Linked DNA regions of Homo sapiens: region 1 is linked to region 2. Evidence: read pairs that join two places in POLR2A ChIA-PET (ENCODE). Cell type or tissue: Panc1. All regions are shown on one strand. Each heading gives the region's core, and the rest is flanking DNA. Links, peaks and the distances in the headings are about the cores only. Region 1 overlaps LOC101929710 (a long non-coding RNA gene). Region 2 overlaps ELL2 (elongation factor for RNA polymerase II 2).

Evidence for each region. ChIA-PET counts read pairs that join two places held together with the same protein. Peaks named below come from ENCODE experiments on the same cell type or tissue, not always from the same donor. Only the 100,000 strongest peaks of a DNase experiment are listed, where the experiment ranks them.
Region 1: POLR2A ChIA-PET joins it to region 2 with 12 read pairs; 6 of 35 experiments call an interaction of 5 or more read pairs at or near these places.

Annotation. Positions count from the first base shown.
Region 1 is chr5:96,329,301-96,332,228 of GRCh38, reverse strand. The region is part of intron 3 of LOC101929710 (a long non-coding RNA gene); the gene reads right to left. The region is part of intron 1 of LOC107986365 (a long non-coding RNA gene); the gene reads right to left. LOC124901034 (a long non-coding RNA gene) reads left to right here. Exons shown (of 2, transcript XR_007058881.1): 2 at 1,246-1,802. It also overlaps a transcript of CAST not described here. Among named protein-coding and RNA genes, the nearest start is that of PCSK1, 100 kb to the left of the region's middle. In Panc1, for the core only: no CTCF peak of the experiment used is centred there; no DNase peak of the experiment used is centred there; H3K27ac peaks cover 2,500 bases.
Region 2 is chr5:95,885,617-95,888,544 of GRCh38, reverse strand. ELL2 (elongation factor for RNA polymerase II 2) reads left to right here. Exons shown (of 12, transcript NM_012081.6): 12 at 1-2,928. Among named protein-coding and RNA genes, the nearest start is that of LINC01554, 35 kb to the right of the region's middle. In Panc1, for the core only: no CTCF peak of the experiment used is centred there; no DNase peak of the experiment used is centred there.

The DNA of each region.
Region 1 (2,928 bases), core at 220-2,719, 440 kb before region 2:
AATGGTGTGAATTCTCCTACCCTCCGTGGCTACCCCTGAGGTTTGTTTTGTTTTGTTTGTTTTGGGAGAAGAAGGCTTTTATTGATCTCTTGTATAAACTTTCCAGATGGGCATATTTGATTTTCCTCTTTTACAACTGGGGGACTCTGAGGCCTCCTTTATCCCAGATCACTTACAGAGCCAGTGATTAGGTGAGCCATGAGGGGCTTCTGGCTCCTAACAAAGTTCTCTTATAGAAGAAGCAGAAAAGTGTCAGGAGTGACTGTTCCACCTTCTGCCAATGACATGTTGACTGTGTGATAAGAAACAAACTTTGGCCCATGAATGATTATATCCCCATCTTTCCTCTCCATATCACTATCATCTAAGGCTGAAAAAGCAAAACCAGTTAGACAAGGATTTAATCCATAGTAATCTCTGCATTGAAAAGCCTTCCAAATCTGTGACATTTCTGTCTATAAACCCACCAGGCAGGGATAGTGCCAGGATAAAGATGAGATTCAGTAAATATGTAATGTTGTCAACAAAATAATCTCCTTAAACTCTGACCTTTGATTCAGCTAGTTACTTGCAGAAAATAAATAAAAACATATTTAAAAAGCATGTTTTTATATGCTGGTGAGTATATAAAAACAAGGAGAATAAACTGCAATACAGCATGAGCTGATTGATTGAACTGAAAAACAGGAATGATTTGGTGTTTTGCCTAAAATAACTGAAAACATGAATGATGTAGTATTTTTGTTTAAAATAACTGAAATGTTTTTCAACAAGTTGATTGAGTTCATTACTGCTGTTGGTACAGGCTCTGCCTGTGTTTCCCGGTTGCATAACTTAGAAGTGGGGGATGCCACATACTTCCCCTTTGTCATCTTCTCCTACCTCCTCCTTCGGTTTGGTTTCATGGAGTTCTGTGTGTAAGAAAGGGAACAAGAGTAACGGAGGTAATCTGACATTTAAGGAAAGATAAAGGAGAACTAGATGTGGAATCATTAAACTGGGTTTTAGTCTCTTCCCCTGGTCCTCAGTTTTCTCATGTGTAAAATAAGGTGATAGGACTCCTGAGTCAAGGTTTCTTAACCTGTAGTCCACACCCTCAGCTACATAAACCTTCTAAAACTGAACATAAAAATCTTTCCTGGAAATGGAATCCATAATTTTTATCTGATTTGCAAGTGTCATCAACTGTTGTCCTAGATTATTTTTAAGGTCACTTCCTGATCTAGTATTTTATTATTGTCACAGGCAGAAAATCCCAGCAGATATGCAGTGGCATGGATCCAAGTGACAGAGATGAGCACAGAAGTTACTGCTTTCCTTATTCCTCTCCTGATGCTGAGCACCCATGACTCTTCACCCTCTCCCGAAGTCACTCCAGGGTCCACACACTCATACATAATGGGCTACCTTCTCAAAAGAAGGGAACCCTGGGTTCAGAACACAAGACATAATACCTTTGCTGTTATGAAATCATGAAAGAATTCTTGGATGTTCACAAACTAGATTTGCCCAGCTCCCACAACATCTTATTTTCATTAGCTTTGACTAAAGGGAAAATTCCTCGTGACACTGTCAAGGGAAGCTTTAGAGCGACTGAAGTCATATGCTGATTGTTAGAAGCTTCTTAAAAGCATGATTTTCGTTGCCATCTAAATGTATAGAGGCTGATAAACTGCATAGGAACTGGGGAAAAAGGGGTGAGAAGAAGTAATAATAAAACGACGAGCTATTGAAAAGGTGTGACCATTAAAAAATCCCCAACTGATACATTTGTCCATAAAATGAAGCCCCTTGAGACATCACCATGTTTCCTCTGTTCTTACTAAGCTAAGTGAGAGGTGAGTGGGCACTGAACCTTCTCCCTTCCTCACTGACACAGAGATGGTGGGGGAAGCCAAGGGGAAGCACCTCTCTTCTGTCCACATCTTGGAGTCTGGCTAACTCTTACCAAACAAGGGAGAAAATATGTCTTAGGTGGAACCATATAAAACTGCCATCTTTGTAAATGGTCTTTTTAAATGGTTTTTTAAAAAACCATCTTTTTAAAAAATGGTCAAATATCAGCAATTTCATATGGTTCAACTATGCAATATCTCCAAAGCAGGACATCCTAACCATTTGGGTAATGACAAGGTGTTCCTGACTCATTGTTCTTTGGCAGAAATGACTAACTCTGGAGAAAAAGACAAGAGATGGGTAATTCACTGTGAAATCAAGTTGGCCCATTCTTAATGATTAAAATAATGTCCTAAAAAGACAGAAATGTTTAACTTCCAAGATATCTTTTAAACCAACCCAGAAAATAGAGTTATGCTTCTTACAGAATTCAATTTAACAAATCTCTGCTCAGAGCCTAATTTGCACAAAGCACAGACTGCTGAATATAGGAATATTTGCAGAGTTTCTTGAGATTAATCTGATAGTGAGGGAGAAATCCTTCAATACATGGAGAATAGCTAATGCCACAGGAATTATTTGTTAACAAAGAAAGGCATCTGGGTCATCAGCACCATTTCTGAAATTGTTAAATCTTGACAGTAACGATTACAGCTTTGTTAGGAGCAGAAAATGTCAGGAGCATAAAGAGTAGCCTGACTTCTCATGTTAGTGCTACTGGACATGAGGCCTTCTAAAGAAAGCAATAATGCAGTAAAATAAGACTCTGGCTTTGTTATTTCTAGCTGCAGCTCCCCAGGGAAACTGGGCAGTGGGGCCTATGTTCTAGGGGGGATCCCTGTAAAATTTACAGCATCTGTGGGCAGGAGCAGGGCTCCTGTTGATTGACATTCCTAGCAAGGCCCATCTGTTTGTTCAGCTTTTTCCTGAGGGAGCCAGAAAGGGCTTGCTTCAGTTTCTTATAATGAGTTGAAATTCCTAATAAGAGAAAGCTTTGTGGTTGAGTCAAAATATTAAGAGAAGTAATATGCT
Region 2 (2,928 bases), core at 109-2,608:
TATTGGGGATCCAGTGTCCACACTTAAAAGTTGTATGTGTTTAAAAAACAACAACAGTAATGTGCAAGGTGAAATGCTTTTGGATAAACGTAAGCCTATTTTCTGACGTTTCTTAATGCAAACTCTTTGCCTTAAATGGTAGAATATTTAGAAATTTGCACAAAATTAAAAAAATAAACATTGTCTTGGAGGGTTAAAAAATAGAAAGGTGTATGTGTATAGATTCACATACACATATGTATATACAGGCTGACTTGATCTAGAACATTAAATCCGCCCTGCAAGTTAACCCCCCATTGCAATGGTTGCCTTAAGGTGTTTGCTAGTTGTGTACATAGTGTGGTTAATCATTAGCTACACTGCTTCCCACTTGATTAGAGCAATGGGAAGCATACTGTGGCCTACCAGCATCTGGAAGTGTGTGCTCGATCTGTATGTGTGCAGAGGTGGTGTGGATGTGAGCGTGCATGAAGGAAAAAAAGCTGCTACTCCTAGTAGGCCAAACGCTCAGGTTAAACAACTGACGAGTGTTACTGTAGGGTGTTTTTTTGTTTTTTTGTTTTTTTTCTTCTATCAAATTGCTACTTTTGTTGTGGAAGACAAAAGCATTTCCATTTCAACGAGTTTGTCAGCTTTATTAATGTTGGGCAAAAATTGATATGTCATGAAAATGAAACAGATCTATAGTTTTGGGACAAAATTATAAAATGAAATGTGTAGGTAACCTATTTATATACTGCTATAAAGTATTTTTTGAAGAGAGATATGCAAAGAAGCTATTACCTACATAAGAGGTATATTTAAAGATTTTTTTTTTCATCCTGGTGCCAGGAATATAAAAAAGAGTGGATATATTTAACCATAACATACTGTGATTCATCAAACAGCACAAACTTTCATTTCATGGAGTTTATCTGTTGACATTGATTTAAACTGTCACTTGTTTTATCATGTGGGAACATAAGTTATGTGGTCAAAAATATAAGGATTTTGAATTAATGTTGATTCAAGTTGTATTGTCTTATTGTATTGTCTTTTCAAAGTGCTGCCAGTTGAAAAGGGAAGCATTATGTTTACAAATCTGTTTTGAAATGTTTGCCAAAATTTTGGTAGTGTCTTTAATAAAGATGTTTGTCTCCAGCATCCAGAAAAATAAATGAATAACTTTGTTGTGTATCACTGTAAACCAGAAAAATGTTGGTTATCTAGAAAACTTGAGAGAGCATGTAGATTAACTTTTCTCTTTGGAGTTCTAAAACATTAACTGGAAAGATTAGATAATATACTAAATGTATACAGAAGTATACAGACTATACAAAGACTGAAACAAGTCCCTTTTGCACTACAACTCTATAACATTACCGCAGAAATTTTGGTTCTATGTAGCATGGACCTCCTAAGGAATTCTGTTTCTTTTAGCATTGAGATCCCTGGTGCTCTTTTTTTACCTCAGAATTGGTACAATCATTATTAAACGTTAATTTATTTCAAACTTTTTAATTGAAAAAAGGAAAGGGAAACTTAATTGGGGATAAATTCAGGCATCATATTATTATGATAGAGTCTCCTGAGTGGTTCGTCTATAGGTAATGAACTCATTGGTGTTATTTCTTGGACATCTTGGCCTTTTAATCAAAGACTGTGTGCTGCTATTTGCTATGAGCAAGGTTTCTCAAAAGCAAAAGGTGCTTGGACCATTTGGATCACCTGAGTTAGAATCTCTAGGTATAGGGCCCAAGTATCTGCATTTTCACAGGTTTCTTGTAGGTGACTTTCTGCAAGCTAAAGTATGAGAACCATTGGCTTGGATGTAGTTCTAAACTTTTAGGTCTGTAAATCTTGAAATCTTGAACTGAAGGTCAACTATTGGCTTTTTTTTTTTTTTAATGTCCATCATGTCAGCAGGTGCAAATCACTTTTCCCCTTTGCATGATCTGAGGCACCTCCTCAGTTGTTTCACTGCCAACTCTTGTTTCAGAACCTGTTTACAAACAAGCCTTCCAGTTGGTGAATGGTTAGCCATTGGAGCTCCTACCCTGTACATCAGCACATCTTCTGGTTTACAAGTTGGGTAACAATGAAAGCTGGAGATGCTAAATGGAAATCCAGCATTGCATACCCTTAGACCTGATCACATACCAGTAAAAGCCTTAATTTAGATGTTAGTTGTATGTGTTGGACAGATCCTTGCAAAAGTGTGTCTGTCTATTAGTTGTAAATTTGAAAATTATAAATCTCTGAATCTGCTACTATCCAAGTTTCATCCCTTTTGAAGATGAGGCATGAGCCTATTAAAATATTTATAATCATTTTTCGTCCCCTACTGCAAGACTTTTAGATTCTTACAAATGATTACTACAGGAATAGTGGCCACTTAATGTCAGTTACTCCGGTGGAAGAATTTATCTAGTTTTTTTTCTTTTCTTTTTTGGAAGGATGGTGTGAAAAATAGCAAGATTAGAGAATGAGTTGTATAGTTTTTTCTATCACATTTCATCTAAAATGATTTGAAGGACTTTTGAAGATTTTTACCAACATCCTTAAATCAACTCCAGGTTGGATGAACAACTGATTTAAAACAAACTAAGAGAACATTAACTAGATGTGGGCTTTTTAAAATATATAGGTATTGCATTTCCTACCTTGTTATTTATTCCACTTTGAATACTTTAGAGGGCTTAACTTTCAACTCTTTAAGGTAGTAATGGATAGTTTTATACTTGTTCTCACAAAATTGTTATGGTCAGTTTATATCATTGCTCCATGCATTGATTATAAAAATTCAGTATTAATTTTTTCTGATCTTATAAGCTTTATAGGAGTTTTCTTTTCTCTTATAAAGTGTTTCACCTTATGTAAAACAAATGCCTGCTTGCATATTGGAAGATGTTGAAATTAGTTTTAGACAAAAGTGGTCCATCAATTCAG